3 separate regions of the Homo sapiens genome follow, and regions 1 and 2 are each linked to region 3. Evidence: chromatin loops called from intact Hi-C (ENCODE). Cell type or tissue: Calu3. All regions are shown on one strand.

What was found. Hi-C counts contacts between places; a loop is a spot of excess contacts. Peaks named below come from ENCODE experiments on the same cell type or tissue, not always from the same donor. Only the 100,000 strongest peaks of a DNase experiment are listed, where the experiment ranks them.
Region 1: a loop joins it to region 3, with 2.6 times the contacts of the local background. A loop is called at or near these places in 2 of 110 quality-filtered maps.
Region 2: it touches region 3 in a loop (6-fold over the local background); 3 of 110 quality-filtered maps call a loop at or near these places.

Annotation. Positions count from the first base shown.
Region 1 is chr20:48,533,903-48,541,902 of GRCh38, reverse strand. It overlaps LOC105372646 (a long non-coding RNA gene), which reads left to right. Exons shown (of 4, transcript XR_936817.4): 3 at 7,967-8,000. Among named protein-coding and RNA genes, the nearest start is that of LINC00494, 180 kb to the right of the region's middle. RefSeq lists an enhancer at 282-361. In Calu3, no CTCF peak of the experiment used is centred here; DNase peaks (open chromatin) are centred at 3,322 and 3,652.
Region 2 is chr20:47,770,730-47,778,729 of GRCh38, reverse strand. The region is part of intron 1 of SULF2 (sulfatase 2); the gene reads left to right. It overlaps LOC124904922 (a long non-coding RNA gene), which reads right to left and starts at 4,640. Exons shown (of 3, transcript XR_007067620.1): 1 at 4,560-4,640; 2 at 4,134-4,290; 3 at 1-3,985. In Calu3, a CTCF peak has its summit at 4,433; DNase peaks (open chromatin) are centred at 4,409 and 5,189.
Region 3 is chr20:48,369,607-48,377,606 of GRCh38, reverse strand. It overlaps LINC00494 (long intergenic non-protein coding RNA 494), which reads right to left. Exons shown (of 5, transcript NR_026958.1): 5 at 6,969-8,000. Among named protein-coding and RNA genes, the nearest start is that of LINC00494, 14 kb to the right of the region's middle. In Calu3, no CTCF peak of the experiment used is centred here; DNase peaks (open chromatin) are centred at 3,276, 3,406, 4,326 and 4,706.

The sequences.
Region 1 (8,000 bases), 160 kb before region 3:
ACTCCTGGAAACAAGTTCCCAGACAGACAGACGCTGTCCCCAAGAGTCTAGGATTCGGTTGTCTCCTTGTACTCATGCTAAAAACAGCATTATTTCCCCCAACTCGGCTGCACCTGCAGAGACTAGAATAAGACAGCGTATTTTTAGCAGGTAACAGACTGTACATGGAGGCTATAATTAGCATTTCATTCAAAGGTGGGAGTTTCCCATCCAATGCAAGAGTGACTGACCATGAGATCCTCTCACCGCAGCCTCTGTCTCAGATGTCTGGTGTGGGAAGAAGCCAGCAGCACCCAGGAAAGGTGTGGGGCCTTTGTGGATATTGCTCCCTTCATTGCTTACGCCTTTCCCCTCTGGCCTGTCCAGAGCCTTGGTTCTGCCCAGACCCCAGTGCTGTCCTCCTCTGGGGATGACCTGGCCAGGCTATGTGATGAAGATGTCCTGCCAGGTTGGTGTGAGGCTTGTGGGTCCTCTGTCCTGCACTCAAAGTTGCCCCATGGGGGACAGGGACAGGTGGGGGTTACCCAGCTATGGCAGAGACTGCTGGATGACCTCAGCATTCCTCCTGGTAGCAGGGAGCCTGGCTTCCTGGAATAAAGACTACATTTTCCAGGCCTCCTTGTGACAAAAACATGGCCAATGGGGTGTGAGCATTATCTCTTTTTCTCTTTGCTTTGGCTGGGAGAGAACAGAGGTGGGCAATCCAGGCGTGGCAGGGTGTAAGGTGGAAGTACCCTCAGTGTCTTTGTCTGTATAACGGGTGAGATGGAGCAGGGACCCCTTTTAGAGGTCTGCCAGGCTCCCCCCCACCCCCCCGCAACACCCACCCACATAAAGATAAAGGAAAAAATTTGAGTCCCTTCAAGGAAGATTCCAAGCACCTAACTAGTTCTGCAGCCAGCAATTAGGGAAGTAAATGAATAACCTGCTATATTAGTCCATTCTTGCACTGCTGTAGAGAAATACCTGAGACTGGGCAATTTATAAAGACAGGAGGTTTAGTTGGCTCATGCTTCCACAGACTGTACAGGAAGCATGGCAGCATCTGCTTCTGGGGAGGCCTTAGGGGGCTCACAATCATGGCGGAAGGCAAAGGGGGAGCCCGCACTTCACATGGTTGAGCAGGAGAAAGAGAAGGGGGAGTGGGTGCTACACATTTTTAAACAACCGGATTTCACGAGCTCTATCACGAGCAGCACCAAGAGGATGCTGTTAACCCATCCATGAGAAACCGCTCCCATGATCCAGTCGCCTCCCTTCAGGCCTCACCTCCAACATCGGGGATTACAATTCCACGTGAGATTTGGACAGGGACACAGATCCAAACCATGTCACCTGCTAAGCAAGAAGGTAATAATAAAAGCCACCCAAGTAAGCCAGAGTCACAAGATGTTAGGTTCCTGTATTAGGGTTCCCTAGAGGGAAAGAACTGATAGGATTGATGTATATACGAAAGGGAATTTATTAATGAGTATTGACTCACACAATCACAAGGTGAAGTCCCACAATAGGTCATCTGCAAGCTGAGGAGCAAGGAAGCCAGTCCAAGTCCCAAAACCTCAAAAGCAGGGAAGCCGACATTGCAGACTTCGGTCTGTGGCTGAAGGCCCTAGAGCCGTTGGCAAACTCTTGGTGTAAGTCCAAGAGTGCAAAAGCTGAAGAACTTGGAGTCTGATGTTTGAGTGCAGGAAGCATCCAGCGGAAAGATGAAGGCTGGAAGACTCAGCAAGCCTAGTCGGTCCGTGTTCTTCTGCCTGCTTACATTCTAGCTGCACTGGCAGCTGATTAGATGGTACCCAGCCAGATTGAGGGTGGGTCTGCCTTTCCTAGTCCACTGACTCAAATGTTAATCTCCTTTGGCAACACTCTCACAGACACACCCAGAAACAATACTTTGTATCCTTTAATCCAATCAAGTTGACACTCAACCATCCCAGTTCCCTATAGAAAGTAAAAGAGAACATCTTGACCCATGTCCTTGAGTGAGTTGTTTTTCAGGAGCTAGGACCCCACCAGATGGAAAATGCTGACTGTTTTCATGCAGACCTCAGATAAAGGGGAACTGGGACTGAACCTGACCCCCAATTTTGTTCTAAATCTCTTCCTGAGGGGCCTGTAGAGAGTCACACCTATAGGCCAAACCTTAACATTCCTTTCAGCTGACCCTAAGTATTTTAGACAAACCTTGTTTTTTAAATCCATTGCAAATCAAAGAATCTCTGAATCCACCTGTGACCTTCAAGCCCCCAATCCAAAATATCCTGCCTTTTTAAAGGTAGACCAATATGTAACATCCATGTATTGGTTTATGATTTTGCTGGCAACTTCTCCTTTCCTGAAACTTACCCCTGCCTTTAAAAACCCTTCCTTATAAGCCCCTAAGAAGTTTGCATCTCAAGCATCAGCTGCCTGATTCTCCTTGCTGGTGCCCTACCTTAAAGCCTTGTTTCTCTTGCTACAAACCTCAGTGTCAGTGCTTGGCTTTGCTGCACCAGGTGAGCAGACCCAGCTTTGGTTCAGTAACATTGGGAGGGTAATTGTACCTACCTTCTCTGGTTTCTATAAATTGGGAATTGTTCATTTGCTGAACGATGGAAAACCCAACCCCACAGTCTGAGGGGAAAAAAGGATTTATTGGTGCAGATAACTGGAGGGTTCCAGAAAGGGACTGCCTCAGGCATGACTCAGGAAGAAGTGGGGACCAAAGGGAGGAATTTGGTAACAAGGTAAATATTTACCCCAAACCCAAGTTCCAAATAATAGTCTTTGGCTTTTGTGGCATATCCAGGTCAAATGATGGTAACACTGACAAATACGGGCGTAATCTCACACAAGCTCAAGGAAAAAGCAGATTCGTGGAGAGATGAACAGCTGAGGTCAGAACCCCTGTGTTCATGGAATGCAGGACACATCCCCTGTCTGTGTATCTATGGCCTGAGGGTCCTGACTGGCTTACCTGTTCCTGTTATTTTCACAATAAATTTGTTCAGGTCACCAACAATTCCAGCTTGAAAGGACCACAGAATCTCATCATAACCTGGGTGTTTGAATCCCAAATGTAGACTGTCCAAATGTCCATAGCTATCCTCAAGATTTCCGCAGCATGAAGCTGACATTTTTTCCTGCTCCTCCCAGCTCTCGTTTCTGGCCTCTGCTGAGCTCTTAACTCTCCACATTGTTTCTTGTAGCTGCCCGTCTTGTTTCTGCAGGAGTCCATTCATCTTGGGAAAAAAAATAGCCCAGAGAAATCTGAGCTATGTTAGGTATGCAGAAGGTATCAGGTCCAGGGAGACATGAGTATGAAACTTCAGTCACCCCTCTGGCCCCATGCCCAGGAGCAAGAGTTTAAAGGCGTTTTAGTCATGACTAGCTGCCTTCCCGATTATCTTGATGTTCCTGGAGTTTGTGATACAAAGAACAATGTGTAGCCAGTCAATGGTCTGTGTTATTTTAATGCAAATTCTTGGTGAACAACTTAGAAAGTGCCTCTTCTTTTTTCCTTAAAAACCCACTTGTAACTCTGGCTAATTATCTTGCATGTTCAGGGCAAATTGGATCTATGCTTCCGGGTGGTCATCCTCAAGCTTCGAGCTCAAACACTATAGTTAGTCATAATTTCTGAAACTCATTATTTAAGGTTGACACATCCAAGCATGGTGTGGGCTCCTCCTTGTATTTTTTTTTTTTGTTTTTGTTTCCTTAGAGTCAGGGTCTTGCCGTCACCCAGGCTGGAGTGCAGTGGTGCAATCATAGCTTGCTGCAGCCTTGAACTCCTGGGCTCAAGCGATCCTCTCGCTTCAGCCTCCTGAGTAGCTGAGACTACAGGTGTGTGCCACCATGCCCTGCTAATTTTTAAAAAATTTTTTTTGTAGAGACAGATTCTCACTGTGTTGCCCAGACTGGTGTAAACCAAAAAATAAAATTCTGAGGCCCTCAACCAAGTGAATGGATCCCTCCTCTCAGCAAAGGGCATTCCAAAGTAAACCTGGAACGAGAGTGCAGGGCACGATGGGAATGGCTTATGCCTTCCTCTTGTTGGAATTGAGGCACAGCTGACCAGCATTAACATTAAGGCAGAGACCTAAAGGCTGACAAATGACTCTTTGTAGCATTGTGACACATCACAAAATGACAGCAGGTTCTGAAAGAAATCCAAGTATTTTACCCTAAAATATATTAATTGGACCTATTTTGAAATGGCCCTGCAAAGCTGTCTCTGGTGGGAAAAATCTACATTCTGTAGAGAATCTCTTTCCCTTTCCAGGCCTAATTCCTGACCTGGGAGAGAATTAACTAAGAGTCTAAAAAAGAGACCTTTTTAGGCCTGATTAGAGCTCTGAAGGCTGCTCCTGGAGGCTTCATCTGTATGATAAAACCTTGGTCTCCATAACCCCTTATCTTAACCCAGACACTCCCTTCTATTGATTCCAGGACTTTAGGTAATAAGTTAGCACTTTCAACCAATTGCCAATCAGAAAATCTTTGAATCCACCTATGACCTGGAAGCCCCACCCCTCGCACCCTTCGAGTTGTCCCACCTTTCCTGACCAAACCAATATATATCTTACCTGTATTGATTGATGTCTTATGTCTCCCTTAAACATATAAAACCAAGCCATAGCCCAACACCTTGGGCACATGTTCTAGGATCTCCTGGGGCTGTGTCATGAGCCCCTAATATGGTCACTCATATTTGGCTCAGAATAAATCTCTTCAAATATTTTACAGAGTTTCAATCTTTTTGTTGGCACTGGTCTTGAACTCCTGGCCTCAAGCAATCATCCCACCTTGGCCTCTTGAAGCTCTATAGGCATGAGCCACCAGTCCTGGCCTTTCCTTGTTATTAGTCTTCTCAAATTCCATGTTCCTGGCAGCTGTGACGGACAGATTTTACTGGTGACGTTGGAGCAACACAGGTGGGTAATTTTATCTGTGCCCTGGTCCCTTGGCCACTTCTGCCACCTCCAGCATCTGGATGTGTTGCTTAGCAACCCCATCCCTTTCTACCTCCTGCCTTTGACCTCAACTTCACATCCCTACTCAAGTCTGAATAGTTCTTCTCTGGGCAACTCTTATCTCAGCTGGTGATAAATGGATTTTCTCACCTCCTGCCCTGGTAATACTCAAGGTGGCCACTTACTGGCTGTCTACCTTGCGGCAGGCACAGACCTATGCCTTGCACGCAGTATCTCACCAGTCTGCACAAGAGCCTCATGTGGGGCCTGTTCTCCCACTTTACAGATGAGGGAGCCTAGGATCCTCCACGAGAAGGGACTCAATGGTCTATAGGGGAGTTGGGGTTCACCTTGTGCTGTCTCACCCTGGGGTCCAAGCTCCTAACCAGGGTTCCCTATTTACTCAATTTAAATCATTCACCTGCCACTGTCTCCACTTTCCCCAGGATGATCCTTTGCTCCTGGGGTGGCCAAACATTTTCTGGCAAGTGCCAGAGAGTGAATATTTTGGGCTTTGTGGGACACATGGCCTCTGTTGCAAGTGCCCTGCTTTGCTGTCATAATGCCAGGCAGCCATAGCCAGAGACGATTTATACACAGATCAGCACTGCGGTGTCCCAGGAAAACTTGATTTACAAAAATAGGCAGTTGGCCTCAGGGCTGTAGTTTGCTGATCTCTGATAGCTTTCTTTAAATAAACCCATTTTTTTTTCACTAAAAAACTTTTATTTGAAAGAAACACTTAAATCATCCAGAGTAAATGTGAAACCAGCATCTCTTGCTGGGAAGGAAGGTAACTGTAAAAATAAAAACAGTAAACTTAAGCAGAGGTGCCATATTCTGCAGTAAGCCTGGGGGCTTCTCTTTCTTTGTTGGAAAGGATGAAAAGCTGGGCTTGGAGAGGTGGGAGAGGCACATCAGCACCAAATCAAGATGTTTTCTTTGAGGTAATTGGAAGAACCAAGAGAGACTGTATAGGATGTAATGTTACCGAGTGCCATGTTTGGTTTGTGCAAAGATTTCACACTCTGGGATTCGTGAAGCTCTGAGTAGAAGAGAGCAGGCAGTGGTGTTGGAATGTATTGCGCTCACCCTGGAGTGGGGATTTGGGGACATCTGTGCAGGCAGTGAGGATGTAGGATTCACAGGACAAAGAATGGGCAATGCGGCCTTGGCCCTGGCTCCCTGACAGCTCTAAGGGGCTGCTGTGGTTCCTGCAAAGCCTGGGACCTGGAAGTGTGAGGTAGGAGGCGGGACTCAACTCCAGAGGTGGGGCTCAGACACTGGACCAAAATCTGTGCTTGCTAAAACAGAGCTTGGGTGGAAGCAGCTTTTCATCAGACATGCCCACCAGTGTGCCATGTCAGTTTACCATTGCCATGGCAACACCCGGGAGTTAATACCCCTTTCCATGGCAATGACGTGAATACCCAAAAGTTACTCTCCTTTCCCTAGAAGAATGTTTTTAAAAGTAGGTATAAGGCCGGGCATGGTGGCTCACACCTGTAATCACAGCCCTTTGGGAGGCCGAGGGAGGTGGATCACTTGAGGCCAGGACTCCAAGACTAGCCTGGCCAACGTGGCAAAACCCCATCTCTACTAAAAATATAAAAATTAGCTGAGTGTGGTGGTGCACACCTGTAATCCCAGCTACTCAGGTGGCTGAGGCAGGAGAATCACTTGAACCCAGGAGGCAGAGGTTGCAGTGAGCTGAGATGGCCTACTGAACTGCAGCCTGGGCAACAGAGCGAGACTCTGTCTCAAACAAAAACAAAAACAAAAACAAAAGTGGGTATAAATATGACTGCAAAACTGCTCTGAGCTGCTCCTCTCTGCCTATGCGGTAGCCCTGCTCTGCAGGAGCGGTCACAGAGCAGTAATACTGGCTCTCTAATAAAGCTGTTTTCTTCTGCCTCCGGTTTGCCCTTGAATTCTTTCTTGCACAAAGCCAAGAACCCTCCTGAACTAAGCCCCACTGTGGGGCTTACCTGCCCTGCATGAGGTAAGTATCAACTATGGCTCAAAAGGCAGGTCAAAGGCAGCTTTTCAAGTATATTTGTGTCACAGAAACTCCCACTGTAACATCAAAAAATGAATGATTTTTTCAATTCCCTTTATTAGGGTTTCTTTCCCTGCCCCCCTCATTTCTCCACTTCTTTCTCTTCTCTCCGTAGGTATATAGTTATACTCCCCCCTCACACACTCATTTTGTGTATGTTCAAAAATATTTTGGTTATCTTTTATTTCTGGTAACTGCTTTTTCATCCTGCATGAGCAGCCAAGAAAAGAATTAATTTAGACTTTCTGCAATGTCAGGGCCTCTCATTCAATTACTCTCCTTGTCTCTTGGAAGCTCTGGTAACTTAGTTTAATGACCTCTCACACCTTACATCCTTAAAAAATGCCCCGTGTGTCTCCTGGCTCGGGCAGTCTTAATTATGTTGGCAGCTTTAGGTTTCCTTATTACCCGCACTCCAGGACCTCATCCCCACCCTGTCCCCATCTTCATCTTCACCCAGAGCTTCCCATCTCCCCACCTCCCTTATCGCCAATTTCTGTCTGCACTTTATCCACGATATTCCCATGTTTTCTGCTCTTACTAGAAACATTATTTTACCCAGCACTGCATTTTTAAACTGAAAGAAGATGGTGATTATTATGCCCTTATCGAAATCCATTACTTGAAAAGCTCGAGGTGAGGTTTGGGGAGGACTGTGGACTTCCATGCAGTTGGAGCAACAGATATGCAGCCGTTTAATTCCCTAAGTCAGGTGCGGAGGGAAGGGACGTTATCTCCTTAGTATGGGCGCTTGATTAACTGTGACGGAGATAAGAATTACACACATCCCCACAGCAGGCTGGGAAATAAAATTGAAGGAAGGGGTTTAAATCCCTTCACATCAAGCTGGAAGAAGCTCTATATGAACAATTCCATGTGATTAAGCCTTGGGAATGTTGCCTCTGCAAATCCCCAAGGGCTCTTATGTACATTTCCATTTTGTTTCCATAAGACTTTGGCTCCCAGGTGTCTGAGACTGCAGGAAA
Region 2 (8,000 bases), 600 kb after region 3:
CCCCTTCTTCATCGCCTGGTTTCTCAGTGATTAACAGACAGAGCTAAATATTCATTGCTCTGCCACAGATGCCCTTGGGAAATTGCTTAAGGTCATGTGGGATCTCGGGCCTTGTAGGCAGCACGATGCCTTCTGGGTGGAACAGCTGTTGGCATGGCCTTCAGAGCTTCTCCTCCAGCCCAGGCCAGGGCTTCTTGGAATTCTCTGTAACCAGAATGTTTTGAATTCCCCACGTTCTCTTAATGTGATTCCAAAGCACACGTTGCCCAGTGGCCCTGGCCTCTGCCATGGAGCGTCATCTTACAGAAGGCCTGGCCCACTGCTCTGCACACCTGGGCCCAGCTTGAATCTTAGATAAATTCTATCCCAAACTCAGAGTTGTTATGGCCAGGTCTTGTGTGTGTAAGTTGGTGGACAGGGCCATCCCCAGGGACCACAAATAGTACCAAAGATGTGTTTGGCCATGTGGAAGCCAGATGTGTTAGGGGAAGAATGTGGCCAATAGCTTTTCTTATTGGCTCATGGTCAGGACCCCAGCGGGTGACTTGACCCACCCCAGTAGCCAGAGAAGAGGAGCTTTTTTGTTTTTGAGACAGGGTCTTGCACTGTCATCCAGGCTGGAGTGCAGTGGCACAGTCTCAGTTCACTACCACCTCAACCTCCCAAGCTCAAGTGATTCTCCCACCTCAGCCTCCCAAGTAGGTGGGACTATAGGCACAGGCCACCATACCCAGCTAATTTTTTTTTTTTTTTTTTGGTAGAGATGAGATCTTGCTATGTTGCCCAAGCTGGTCTCAAACTCCTGGGCTCAAGTGACCCTCCAAAAGTGCTGGGATTACAGGCGTGAGCCACCCTGCCTGGCCTGGAACTTTTTGAAAAGAGATTGAAAAAACTGTTAGCTCACAGAAGCCTTGGAGATGTTCCTGCTTGGTGAAAATCAGACCATCTGAAAGCCACATTTCTGGTCTGCTCTCGAGACAGATACTATCCATAGACTTCTGATTGCAGGCCACTTATCTGGATATTTCAGAGACCAGGAAAGCCTACTATAATTCTTAGTAGCTTAGAGTCCTGATCATTTTAATGTGAATTGAAATGGTTTCATTATGAGGAATCACATTTCTGACTGACAGTGGCTTATGCAATAGAAACATTTAATTCTCACATAACACCAAGTCCAAAGCAGGGGAGTCCAGGCGCTGGTTTTTCAGTACAACAGTGTCATCCAAGGTCCCAGGATCTTTCAAGCCTCTTCTTCTGTCCTCATCATGTCTTTGGCCTTGTTGCCTCATAGTCTCAATATGGCTGCCACAGCTCCAGACGTCGCATCACCCTACAAAGTGGGACTATAGGACAGGACTCCTTGCTGTCTCTCTTTTAATCAGAGAGTAAAATCCTTGCCAGAACACTCCCACCCTAGCAGACTTTGCTTTCTGTTTCATTGGTCCGGAGTTGGGTTTTGCACTCACCTCTAAATCAAACACTGGGAAAGGACCTGGCTCCTTCCTATGCTTCGGATCTCAGCTGAAATGTCACCTCCCTAGAATGCTGGAAGGACAACCTGTTTTATGTTTTATAACACTTATCACTCTCTGGAATTAGCCTGGTTTGCTTATTTGTCCTTTGTCTTCTCTCTCCTCACTAAAAAGCAAGCTCTGTGCTTGTAGGGACATTGTCTGTCTTGTTCATCGCTGTATCCCCAGCACTGAGAACCAGGGTGGCACTCTTTGGATACTCAGTAAATTTTTTTTTGAATGAAGGAAGCAAGAAAAGAAAGAGGCTTGGAGAGCTACAGGCACATCTGGCTAGCATGTTTGCTCGAAGGTGACTGCTCAGGGCAAGGATGTCAAAACCTGTTAGTCATTTGCAAAAAGCTAAGCAGGTGGCTGGGAGGATTGGTTTCATACACACTCACTTGCTCCCCAGTGCCAGAGCTGGGGTTTTGTGCTAGCATTGCTTGCAGAGGAAGGATCGTCCCCTTTATGCCACGGCAGGGACCTCACGGCCTTGCAGAAGGGCTGGTGGAACCCTCCACTTCTGATGACTCTGGGGCCAAGCTAGTCTTCCAGGTCAGTGGTGTGACATTCTAATGAGGGCTCTTGGGTTAAATATTTCTGCATGTGCCCTTGAAAAGACAACTCCCTTCCCTAAATTGTCCCTTCCTGAAAGAACAGCGGTCACAGCCCAGGAGAGCAGCCTCTTTAACCTCCACTCCCCAACCTACCCTCCTGAAAGCTCACATTTACCGAGCACTTTGTACAGGCTAGTGGTGGTTTAAGTGCGCGCTCCTGTGAATGTGGAATAACTCAGCGATGTGGGGATCTTCCAACCCCGTTTTACAAAGGAGGAAAGAGACACAACGAAGTCTCTCCTTGCTCTGCCATGCTGGTAGAATAGGACATCACAGGCCACCTAACCAGGGGCTCTGTTCAGCTCGCAGAAATGTTTTGTTTGAACCTTCTAAAAAGCTGTCAGATTTGTAACAACTACGAGATTTCACATTTTAAAAATCTGGATTTTCAGCTTCTCCTGAAAAATGGGGAGATGTGGTCCCCACCATCCCCTATAGCCTGACATTGTGAACCAATTCATTTGGCTTTTCATTGCACTTTCCCTTCTGTTTTTCTCATTGTGGAGCAATATTTCTCTGTTCCATCTCTACCAAAAGTGGCCAGATGAGAGCTGGAGAGGAAGTGGGGTGTGGAGTTTTCTTATGCGTCCACTTCACCCGTTTACATTATCTGCCTGGCCCACGTAGGCATTTGAGTTTGTCTCCCGTTGTGACACTTTGTACCCAATGGCTACACTTCCAGGGACATTGCAAGTGTCCCTGGACACTTACATTGTGCATTGCAAGTGTGTAGTAATAATAATGTCTAATATCTATTGATTACTTTTTGCCCAGCATTTCATCATCACAGCAAGCCTTTGAAGCAGGGACTAATATCATCTTCACTTTATCAGTAAGGAAACTGAGGCACTGTGTGTGATGCCCTCACTAGAACAGGAGGTCCTGAAGCTTGTTCATCTTTGTACCATCTGTGCTAGGCTTACTGGCTGTTTGAATGAATGACTAAAGGAATGAATGAATGATGTTCTCCTCCAAGTGTTCATTAGCCGAAGAGGCTGAAAGTCTTAACCTCATAGTCATTTGTGACATTTCTGTTGGGGGAATGGGCTCTGATCAGTGTCACTGAGGATTCTTGGGTTGTGTTTCTGCTGTATAACAAACCACTCCAAACTCAGTGGTTTAAGGTAACAACATTTTATTTTGGACGATTCTGTGGTTTGACCAGGTGGTTCTTCAGCTTCATGTGATATCAGCTGGCAGGTCTAAAACAACCCCATTCAAATGGCTGGCAGCTCTTGCTGGTCACCAGATGGGAGCTCAGTTATTCTCCATGTGGGCTCTGCCCTATGGCTACTTGGGCTTCCTCGCAGTATGGCAGGTTCAGGGTAGCCTGACTTCTAAGAGTGCAAAAATGAAAGCTGCCACGGTCTCTTAAGGCTTAACCGCAAAACCGGCACAGCATCACTTCTGCCACCTTCTCTTGGTCAAAACAGGTCCCAAAGCCAGCCCGGTTTCATGAGGTGGGGCCCACACAAGGGTTTGAATACCAGGCAGTGTGGCTTTTTGGAGTCCACCAAAGTACCCATTCATCACAGACTGCAAGTAGCAGAGCCCAACACTTACTACCTCAAGCTGGAACAGGATTTACTGGGGGGCTCAGGAAAGGACAGGTCAGGAACTGAGGAAATTCTGGGGACCTTGGCGCAGGAGTTACTAGCAGCCTCCTGAAGGAGAGTTTCCATCCCAATGCGACAAATGCACCCCTGCTTTTTCTTTCTGCCCTTGACACTTTATTTGACAGTTGGGGACATGGTAAGAAAGTCTGATTGACCTTGGTCACATGATCACCCCTTGGCAGAGAGGATGGGGGCATCTTGGCAGAGGGGAGGGAGTCCTCAAAAGGAAGCTGGGGTGCTGTCAAAAGAAGGGGACCAGATGGACAAAAATTGTTAGAAATCTCTGCACCGCCCCTGCATAGGTGACTCCACCCCTGGCAGAGCAATGAACATTTTAAAACGAGTGAATGGACTTTGAAAGTCCAGTATAAGTAGAATGCCCAAACCTGTGTGGCAGCTTCTCCAGCTCCAGGGCCCCATAGCTCAGGTGCTGCTGGGGGTCTGGAAGCTTCTCTCCACTTTACGGGGCAAAGTCAACTCCTAGAACCCCTGCCATGCCTCAATATCCCCCTCCAGAAGATAGGGGCAGTTTGCTTCTGGCTCCTGAAAGGAGAGCATGCGCGGTAATGAGGGACCTGGGCTCAATGCCTGCACTCCCTCCTCCCAGACCCCGCCTCACCAGTGACACTGCCTTCCACCCCAACACCTGGTGACACCCAGTGAGTCCCCGCAGCAGGGGAGGCTGCTAGTAGGAAAAACTGATCCAGACTAATCTCAGCTCGCAGAGCCTCTGACCCGGGCTTTCCTCCCACTTGCCGGTCTATTTCCGGCTGCTAATTAGATTGCACAGCAAGCCACATTGGGAAGCCGACCTGTCGTTCCAAAGGCACTCCACTCGCATCTCCAAATGTAGCAGGTGATTTGGTAAAAGTTGATTCTGACTCCTTCCCCCAGCTTCTAAAATAATTGTAAGTGTCGGGCTGTTTCCAAGGTGAACTAATGAACAGCTCATCTGCTAATAGCAGGGGCAAGCTGGCTGAGGACGGCACGCTCGCCTGTGGATTGGGTGAAAAGGAAAGAAGTAATTGGATTATTAATACCAAGCCGTCAAAATACCTTTTATTCCTTTTATATTCTTCTGGAAGGAAACGACAATCTCTGGAAACATAAATACATGTTCTGTGGGGGTAAGCAGGGCTAAGAAAATGTGGGGCTGAAAAGGAGGAGGGGGTTAAAAAGGTGGAATTGTCAGTCCCCACTGTGGCAGTCTACACTGAGAACCAGCCCACAGTTAGGCGTGAATAATGACTCTGTTCAAGTCGGACTTTATTGCTTTTGGCCAAAGGCCTTTTGCAGAAATAACTTTGTAACTCCCTGCCAGGGAAGCTTTTGTCCACAGCTGAGACAAAGGAACAAAGAACAGAGGTGGGAATTTCTGTATCTGATTTCTACTTCCTCTAAACAGCCAGAAAGGACAGCGGGTGTGGCCTGCCCAGAAGGCATGGGCTGGGGCAAAGGGGTGTCCAGCCTCCTGTGGGCCACACTGCCGTGCTCGGCTGCACCATGTTGGTTTCATTGTGCACATTCCCACCCCAGGGCCTTTGCACTTACTTCCTCCGTTCATAGAAAGCATTTTGCCCACAACTGGCTTCTCGCCCGCCTCTGCTCTCAGCTCAGATGCCATTTCCTTATGCCACCTCCTCATGCCAGAGAGGCCTTTCCCAATTTACTGTCCATCCTATCACCTGACAGCTTCCTCCAAAGCTCTTAAGACAATCTTCATTCATTCATTTTCTCCTCCACCAAGGTATCACAGCTCCATGAGGACAGAGGCCTGGCCTGCCTTGTGGCCACTGCTGTTTCTTAGCATGTGGCACATAGTAGGTGCTCAGGAAAGATTGGATAGCTTGGAAGAGTCGCACATAGCTCCCAGGCCAAGCTCCAGCGGGGCTTTATGGAGCCCGCTCAGTGCTTAAAATAGGTTGAAAGTTTTTACTTTGGAAATGGTGTTTCCGGTGTAGTCCAGGCGCCACCCCATCTCTATCCTAAATCTAGGCCACTTTACTCACTCAGGTCTCCTGCCCGACCCTTGGATGCATTTGCATATTTGTCCCTGCTTTAGACAAAGGCCACTGCAAACATATCTCTCTCCAAAGGTCACCAGACAACATCCAGACTTCTTGCATTGCCAAGTCTTGTGCCAGACCGGTGGCCTCCACCAACCAGGTCCCATTGACTGGATCAAGGTGTAGTCTTCATCTTAGCCGTCCACGCACAGGGCGTAAGTGGCGTTGATCTCATCATAAGCAGGTCATGGCAGGAGGAGGGTCGGGCAGGAGACCTGAGTGAGTGAAGTGGCCTAGATTCAGGATAAGAGACGGGGTAGGGCCTGGACTACATTGGAAATGCCATTTCCAACGTAAAAACCTTTAACTTTTCCTTTTTCCCCTTTTCCTTTTCTGCTCTCCTCCAAGCCTCTGGGTCATCAAGGAGGGAATCGCGTGAACTCCTCCTTTATGGTCTTCAAGGAGACCTACTCCCAATGTAAGGGGAAGCGCAGAGGCCTTGGCAAGCAAGAATGTAACCACAATGTCATTGCCTTTATACTGTTGCCATCTAAGTATGGCAGGGGTTCTCACCTAGGGGCAGTTTTGCCCCCTAGGGGGACATTTGGCAGTGTCTGGAGATATTTTTGATTGTCACAACTGGGGTAGGTGCTACTTGCATCTCATGGACAGAGGCCTGTGAACACCCTGTGATACACAGCACAGTCCCCCATCGAAGAATGATCCTGCCCACGCGGCAGTAATGCCAAGGTTGAGAGACCCAGGTTTATGGCAATGGGTGCTGGTTCCTCCAAGATAGACTTTTCTTTCTAAATAAATTTATTGAAATAAGAAAGGGAATGAATGAATGAATTTAGGCCCAGATTTGGGTATTCTACTTATACCAGACTTTTAAAAATTCATTTATTTATTCTGAGACGCTGGCATATGGGATGGAGCACAGAGGTTAACGATCAGCCCTGTCATCCCTTTCGGAGCAGATCAGGCTGTACCATTTGCCTCAAATCAGGAGCCCCTGCCCTGGAAGCTGCCATCTTGCCAGAAACTTCCTGGGGAGCTGCCTGTAAAAAACTCTAGCAGCAGTTGATTCTGGCCCAGGTGGAAAAGCTGTGTTATCCCAGGCGGAGTTCCGGCAGGTTGGGAGATGTTTCCAGGTCTCCTGCCCAGCCAGGCATGATGAGCATCCTTCCAAGCTTGGCCCCGGAGCCCTGGCCCAGCACCCCCATTTGAAGCCTGCAGAGCCTCATCATCACTGCCCCCGCCCCCGCCCCATCCTGCCACTGACAAGCCAATACCTGCCTGATGAGAGGGGCTCCCAGGGACAGCAGCCTTCCCTCCTGGACTCCAGGGCAACCTCCATGTTGTTGGGCGGCTTTGAGCACAGGGCTCAAGGGCAGAGGCTGAGTTGGAAAATTTCTTGCCTCTGCAGAAGGGAAGAGCTGGGGGAGGTTGGGGCCTTTTTCCCCAAACGAGGTCTTATTCTTCTGTGGGGTTTTCTGGGTTTGTTAGGTGGCTTCCTTTCTACTTAAAAATAAGCTGGGAGTGGTTAAAAAATGGGAAGAAATCAATGTTTCTGGCGTACATAGAACTGAGCAGATGTGTTATCTAGAATAAGGAGGAGAGGTTGTTGTGACTCTAGCTCCTGGTACGAGCCCTTCAGTTCACCCTCCTGCCCTGCTCAGAACCCCCTGGACCTGACATCGTGGCTTTAACACCCTTGGGTCATGTGAGAAGGAAGAGTGCCCACCCAGGACTTTCCGAGGCTCACAGATTCTTTGAAATGGACGTGAGCACAAACGCCCAGCCCCGACAGCCAGGGATCAGATCGGGTTTCACTTCCTAGGAGGGAGGATGTACTGCAGGGGAGGCCCACGTGGCTGCCCCAGGCCTGGCCAGCCTCTGTGACCCAGCAGGACTGACTGTTTTACGGGATGGCCACACGGTACCCTGCAGGCTCATCCATGGTGGGACCTTGATGCTCCTTTGTTGAGATGTGGGTCTGTGTCCCCTCCCCTTGAATCTGGCCAGACGTGCGTAGCCCTGGTGGAAGGAACACCATGGGACAGCAGAAAAGATGAGCCAGCTCCCCCTGGATCACTGGGACCCTCGCTGTTGTGTAAGAAATCAGACCCCACTGCAAGGCCGCCATGCTGTGAGGAAGCCCAAGCCACACTGAGGCCACATGGAGGTGCCCACTCCGCAGCCCCTCCCAAGCTCCCAACCGACTGCCAGCAACAACTGCCAGAC
Region 3 (8,000 bases):
ACATATCTACCATGAGTAACAACAATAGGTTGTACCGAACTGGGGTAGAGAAAGAGAATTTGTCTGCATTTTGCTACTGCAGAGCCTGGATATTTGCATGAGGGGGGAGGGAGCCTGAGGGTTGCCACTGCTTGTTGTCAGCAGGGCCAAGGGGAGGGTGAGCTCTTCGGTGGGGGTCTTGTGGGAAGGTGGGACTCCAGGGTGCACTTGGCTGTGATGTGCTGGTGGCATAGCCACCTGTCCTTGTCTGTAATGACTCCTCGGTGCCAGGGACCTAATGACCATTCATTTAATCAAGAGGTGGTTGGAAGAGGTGGCTGTGGCTCCCTCATCCATTAGTTTCAGATAGGAGCATTGCTTAGCTAGTGGCGGCTGTGCCAAACAACACATTATACCACCAATGTTTAAAAACCGACAGACAACCGACAAATTAGTGACAAATTGGATGAGTGATTTGTGCCACAGCTTATATCTTTCTTAGTTAAGAAGTATCTTATCAGAGTTTAGTTTGCTTAGAAAATGAAAGCAAATAAATTTTAAAATTTATTTTACTATATTTGTTACTATTTTGATGATCACTGCTAAGATCCAGGCTTTTGACTTTTCTTAGCTCCAAGGACCTGGTTGGAGTGTTTAGCTGGGTAAGGCAGACCGAGTTCTTAGGCAGGGATCCCAGAGCACTGGTGTCGCAGATGAAAGGGGCTGCAGCTTGGTGGAGGAAATGGTGAGATTCAGGGGCTGGCCAAGGATTAAGGCAGCGGTATTTGAGAAAGCTTGCGGCTACTCTGTAAAGCAATGGCTACTGCAGAGAGACTGACCAGGAGGTAGCCAGCACTCCAGTTTACACTTTTATATCCCAAATAACCCAAGTATCACAGCAGGGTGGTCATGAGTGTAGCCTCTGCCCAAGTTCAAACCCTGACTCTGACTCTTGGTAGTGTAATCTCTGAGGACTGTATTTAGCCTTTCTGTGTCTCAGTCTCCCATTAAGAGAATGCATAACTGCCTCATAGCCTCATTGGGAGGATAAGAAGTTAATACCAGTAAAAGAGGGGGTACCTGATGAGCCTTTGACAGCTCTGGGGTGATACCCTTCTTAGCAAACCGTGCCAGTGCTCTACCTCCAAAACAGATCAAGGATACGGCCACTTCCCACCTCCCTCACAGCTACCCTCTGGTCCAAGCCACCATCATCTCCTGCTTGGACCATTGCAGTAGACCCCGCTGGCCTCCTTCTCCAGCTCTGACCCCACAACCCCAACCTGTCCTCACACAGATCATCCATTAAAAAATAAACCAGACCATGTCCTGTCTCTGCTGAAACCCTCTAATGGCTCCCACTTCCCTCAGAGTAAAAGCTGAAGTCCTCACAGGGTCCCCTAAGGCCTGAGATGATCCATCTCCGCCCCCCACCCCCGGCCCCTGCCCTGTAGTCACCCATCACTCCTCTACCCTCAACTCCCCCTGGCCCCAGCCACACGGGGCTCCTGGCTGCTCCTCGGCCTCATCCCTCCCCTCCCCTCTCCGGACTCTGTCCTCTCTGTCCCCTCTCCCGAATCGCTCTGCCCCAAGGCCCCAGGCAGCTCCTGCACCTCCTCCCAAAATCAACAAAAGAAGGAATGGGAGCAGGCCTTCTTAGCGGAGAATACTGCTCCCATGGGGGCCAGAGCTGGCTCCCAGAGGTGAAAAGATTTTTGTCTTTATGTAAAAATGTAGATGTCCACACAGTGCATAAACCATTCTGCAGTAATTATGTAGTATTAAAATTCATAGGGGGGCAAGTAAGAAAAAATTGCCTATAAAGATTCCTTAGGGGGTGATTATGAAATAAAGCTTGAGAAACGCTGAATTAGAGGACAGTCTGCTGAAATCACAGGCTTCTCCCCTACACATTGCCAGGGCGTTGGGGAGACTGTGGAAGAGAAATCAAGATCCATGCAAGTGCCTAAAAGAATCACAGCCCTTCTTCCTGGCATTTAAAAGAGGAGAAGTAATGCCTCACTGCTTTGGGGAAACCTTTTTTTTTTTTTAAATTTCCTGCCAACGGACAGACTTACGAAGGATGATATTTGCATTTTCCTGAAGCGTCTAATTTTCCCATTTATCATTTGTCAGAGCCCGAGGCCCTTCCTCAGCGAGTGTAATGTTTGCAAACATGTAAGGATTCCTTTTACCAAAGAACGTCACAGGCTCCACATGCAAATGTGTTTGTGTTGCAGAGGCTGCTAATTTAATGCATTAATGTCACTCTGCACCATGGTGGGGTCTCAGCGTGTCCCATGTCACCATGAGCGAGCTGGTCTAAGACACAGGAACCATGGAAACCATCCCGTGCCTGGTTAGTGAGTAGATGCGCAGTGGGGTGCCGTTCACTGCCTTGAGGGTGAACGTGGACTCCAGGAGCGAGGGCCAGGCCTTCTAGAGCTCCACCCACCCTGAGATCACAGGCCTGGCTCAGGCTTGCTGGACTTGCCCAATGGGGAACTTTCAGGGGGGAATTTAACCAGCCTGAGGGGCAGGCAGAGGAGCCAGAGGCCAAAGGCACCCGTGGGGCTCCCAGGACGGCTGTGAATCCCCTTCCCCTCCCTCTCTCCATCAGCGCCTCTGTCCTTCCCACCTGCCCAGCCCAGGTGCTGGCCAAACACCGGCCTCATCCGAAAAGTCCAAATGGGCCCAGGACAGTGATTCCCAGACCCAGCTGATCCCGCAGGGAGCTTTGGGTCCTGCTGGTCCCCGGGTTCTGGTGACAAAAGGACATGCAGGAAGGCAAAGTCCCCTCTGGATTTTTCATCATGAGCCACCCTAGGTGCTGCGCACTGCCAGGCTGCCTGATTCCACCAAGAGAATCTCAGGAAATGAAAAATAAGGTTTTAGTTGTTAAATTTCAGGCGTCGGGGCTCTTTGAGAGACTGAAAACACCTGGAGGTTGGGTGCACAATGGAGAAGGGGCTGTGGGGATGTTTTCTCTTCCCAGTGGAATCCGTGATTATTTACCGAGCAGCCTGGAGAAGCCCAGTCTTCATGGAACGGAAAAGCTGAGCCGGGTTTTCATGCACAAACCGGAAGCCGGGTGGCGCCCTCACAGCAGAGCTCCTGACCTCCCTGCCTCGCACGTCCTGGCAACGGGAGGGCGGCTGCCTTGGAGACAGTTTATTGTGTGGCGAGGAGGGAGACAGGAGAGTACAAGGCAAAAAAACCCCCAACAAATGGCTACGCCTTAAAAACTAACTTTAAAATGCCCAGTTCTGGCATTTTACCAAATCAGGCAGGTTTTTTTTGGCTTTTCCCACCATGTGACTGGGTCTGCCTTGCCCTGCCCCACCCCTGCTTGGGCAATCGTGCCCCCCGCTGAGCTCAGCAGCCTGGCGTGAGGTGAGGTGTCTGTGTGGCTGCTGTTAGCAAATCCACCATTCCGGGGATCAGCGCCTGGGAGCGGCTTCCCTGAATGGTGATGTGGCTGTTCCCTAACTTGCTTCTGGCCCAGTGACCTGTGGTGGCTGTAGGAGCCGCTGCAGGGTTCGGGCAGCAGTAGTGAAGGGCTTTGCTGCTCTCTGCAGTTTCCATGTTGCCCTCCTTGTCCATTTCCTCAGCCTAAGGAGACCCGGTGGCCTGGTGGACTTGGCTTCGTTCCTTCTTTCAGCTCAGGGGGACATGCATTTTTCTCCTTTGAGTCGAATTAGCAATGAACTTCCCCTCCCCAGATGGACAGCGTGGCATCGTCAGGGCCCAGCTGCAGCTTTCCGGGCCAACGGGTCTTCGTGCATTGTCTGATTTTGTTCTGACAAGCACACGAGGCCGTGCGGTCATTATTCCCACTTTACAGATGAGGAAACACAAGGTAAGGAACTCGCCCGAGGTCACAGGGACGGCTGGATATAAAACAGACTCCTGCGTGTACAGATTTAAAGATCGGTAAGAAGAGAATTTCAAATCTCAGCCAAAGCGAAGGTCAAGTCACTGCTCTTGGGGACGTTCCCTTCACACCCCAGAACGTTCCAACATGGCCAGTGAAGACATTGTGTCCCCGTAACCCTGGGGGAGAAGAGGACGGGGCTTAATGAAAAGTAGAAAGTTTCCTCTTTCCCACTGTTGGAGATGCCGGCGTCCCCACATCACCGTCGGCGCTGCATCTGGTCCACTTCTGGGACCCATTTGGGTCCCTGGGCCGGGGCTTCCTGTGGATGAGCCGGGATCACACAGCGATGTGGGGTTGCTCAGGGCGCCCCGTTCACTCCAGAGTGACCCCTGACCCAAAGCCAGTGCTGGGTGTTTGCCGAAACTGAAACCAGGGCAGGTCTGAATCAGACCCTGCAGAACAATGAGGCCTTTTGTGCGAATGAGGCGGGGGAGGGACTGGAGGAGACCAGGAGCTTCCTGACGGGGTCCGCAGCACAGGTCACAGCGATTGAATTCAGGAGGTGACCCTCGAAGGTCAGGTCACAGCCGAGCAGCACAGGCGCTGAGCTAAGTGTCCACAAAGGAGACGAACAAAGCGGCCGCTGTGGGAACAGAGTCAGTGTCGGTCAAGGCTGAGTCCAGGAGCTCGGGTCCGCCGGGCGGCGACGGGGGCTTTGTGCTCGGTCCCCCTACAGTCAAGAGCGTCCTCAGCATTCCCTGGACATGGGTTCGTCGGTTCCCTCGTGTTTTTCTAAGAGGAAGTTTGGTGCCTCTGACCCCTCACCCTGACTGCTTTGCTGCTCCAGAGTCCCCCACATGGTCACCTGTCCCAAGTGGACGAGCTTCAGTCACTCCAGGATGATCGTGATTGTTGCCAAACCCTTGTCATGCCCATGCTGTTTTCTGGCGTTTTCTTTTAAACTAAACCGGCTCACATTTTTACTCATGGTAAAAGTAAAAAATGTGTTACCTACTTTAACGTCCTCTGTCGCCATAATGAAATCACAGGTTTGATTAATAAGTTGGAATTTTTTTTCTAATACACATTAAAGTGAATAACTATTGAAATAAAAAATGTACTCCCCCTACTTATTGATATACAAGTTCACTAGCTTGTGCAGAGGCTCCAAATACCTGCAATTTCATGAACCAGAGGTTTGCTTTTCTCCCACATGACAGCCTCGCCATCGGGGGATTGTGGGGGCTGGGGGGCGGGGGCGAGGGGCGAGCTAGTTGGGCGGCTCCCGGGGCTGATCCTCGACCTGCCCATCTTGGGCTCTGTCATTGACGGAGGCTTTTCTTGTCCACCTGGTCCAAGGAGGTGCAAGTCACATCAGGCAGGAGGGAAGAGGAAAAGGGTAAGTGGGGCGTACTCATGCATTTAAGGGTACACTGGGAAGGTACACACCAGCTGCAAGGCAGGATGGGAAATTCAGTTCCGGTCCAGGCAACTAAACTTTGGGATTTCTAATGTTAAATGAAGGGGATGAGGGGTATCAAGGGTCAGCCCGCAGCCTCTGCCCCCTCTATGTGCTCCTGGAAGTCATCTACTCTCCTACCACGGGATCCCACCAGGGCATCCCACATTTTGTGAAAATTAGCTGATTAGGAAAGCATCCTTTCTGCACTACTGTCCGGGGTGGGTGGGGGGGTTGGTTAGGAACCAGCAGTTCCCTAAGTCATGGTACCGGACCTCCCCCATCTTGGGAGAGCAAAGGCTGTCTACTGTGTCCACCAACCCTGATGCACACCCACACAGCTTTCCTGCTGCCTGTGCTGAGCCAGGCACTGTGCTTGAGATGTGCACGGTATTTGACATGGAGTCAGGGTGGGTGGTACCCAGACTCCCAAGTCACTCCGTGGTGAGACAGACTCACAGGGCTCCAAGGACAAGTCAAAATAATTTGGCCTGGCCTCTTTGTTTTAGAGGTTGGCCAACTGGTGTCAAAAGCTGGAGAGGGACTCGTTCAAGGGCATGGGGTTCTAGGTGATGGAGCCAAGAGCCACCTGGGTCCCTGGGCTCTTTCCAATGAACACCACCATGGCCTCACTGGTCCTGAATGATCCCTTTTTAAATTAAAGAGATATATGGTCACCAAATCAAACACCGTTGAATCTTTCTGTTCCCTGCCCATCTTTTCCCAGAGACATCCACAAGTAAAGACACTTTACTGTTTGTGCAAGTTTCTTCCAAATCTTGTAAGAGCAAGTGCTTCACGGGGATTCAAGTTGCTCTGTGATCTCTCAATGCCGGCCCCCAGAGGAGGGATTAGCTCTCTTCCTCCACTTGCCACCATAACTCACAGCCTCCTGCATGGCTAAATTACCGTTTTCAATGACATCATCATAATCAGCATTTATGTCATGTGGCCAAGTAGATGTTATTTACAGCAGAGCCAAGTATGGCAATATGGTTGCATTTTCTTTCTTATACTACTTTTGATTTCTCTTGAATTAATAATTTCCTTGTTCTTTTCACTGCAAAATTTGCTTACAAATATTTAGTTCTTACCAAATCCTCCATCATTTCATCTGCTCCCATATTTTACAAGCTGTTTTGAACACAACCCATTATAAGAAGTATATTTTACAACAAGGCCTGGCGTGCGCGTGCACACACACACACACACACTCAATATAAAACTAAAATTTCGCAGAATATTCTTACCTCACTATAAGTAATGCCCTTTGATATTTTCTACTGAGTTCTGTTATTTCACATTTTAAAATGCTGGTCAAGACTCACTGAATGGAATTCAGGCTCCATTATAGAGGCTTAACCTGCAGTTTGAGAATTGAGAAGCTTGGGCTTATCCCCCAAGGCCCAGCTTCTCCTGTAGTCAGTCTCACCCTGGGCTCTATTGACTGCAGCCTCTGTCCATAGTTCAAGTCTGTCATGGGTGGGCTCTCAGGTGATGGATGCAGGGGCAAAGGGAAAGCCTTCTGAAGGCTTCCGTCTTTAACTCTGTGGCTGCTTTAAACTGACAATAAACAGATTACCCGGAGGAAAGGCATACACATGTATTACCATGCACATATGCCTAAGAGCCACACAAAACATGAGACTCATGGAGAAGCCAGATGGTTGAAGTCTTTATAGCTTGTAGGAGTGGAGGCTTGAGGCTTTTGGGGGAGGTGGTGACAAGTTAGAAAGGAAAGGGGAGGAACTGAATGGTAAACAAAAGTTGCCTTGTTATTCAGATAAAGTCTCTAGAAGAATGGACAACAGCCTTTCTGAGTGCAGTGAGGACTTCCAATCTCCTCTCAGGTGACCAGTCTTTCCCGGCTGTTTGAAGAGATTCCTAGGGAGGAGGTCATGCCAGTCACATTTCTTTTGGAAGTACATCCCTCAGGCAGATAAGGGAATCCCAGAGAGATCCCCTGGCCAAAGATCATGCTTTGGAAGTGAAGGAGAGACAGGAGAAGGTCAGAGAGACATGTGAGTTCTGAGGCCCTCTTCTGAGGTCTTTCAATATCCTTTGTTCAAAGCACTCAGGTTTGAACATTATCTTGGGGTATTGTTTTCTGAGTCCTGACACTGAGCAACTCTCATCTGCAGACTTCTCTTTGCTCCTTTCCTGGGATGCTGAACTTTTTCATGAAACCTGTGTTTTCTGTCTTCATTAATTTTCTGCTTTCCCAAACTACTTTTTTTTTTAATTAAAGAAAACATCATTGAGTAACTTCTAAATTACTTCTTTTTAATTGAGGAAAACAAAATTTTGAGTGACTCTCCAGCCTATTCTTTTTCTTCATCATTTCTCTAGTAACAATAAAAAAGGTGGGAAGAAAAAATTACAATAGGAAGGAGGCAGGAGAGCAAGTATGAGAACTGATTTGCACATGGTTTCAGTTCTGCAGGAGGCTCGTGAAACCCAGATGAAAAGCCAGACATCCAGCTACATACATTCCTGGAGATACCCAGATGATGGAATGCAATGTTCACTGTGGCTCTGTCAGAGCATCTCACCCTGGCTCTACGGACAGTCTGGGCAGGATACAACTGTGTGAGGACTTTCCTGTGTATCCTATGGGTACCTCCTTTCCTAGTTGTGACAATTGCAAACATATCCAGACATTGCCAAATGTCCTCTGGGGGGCAA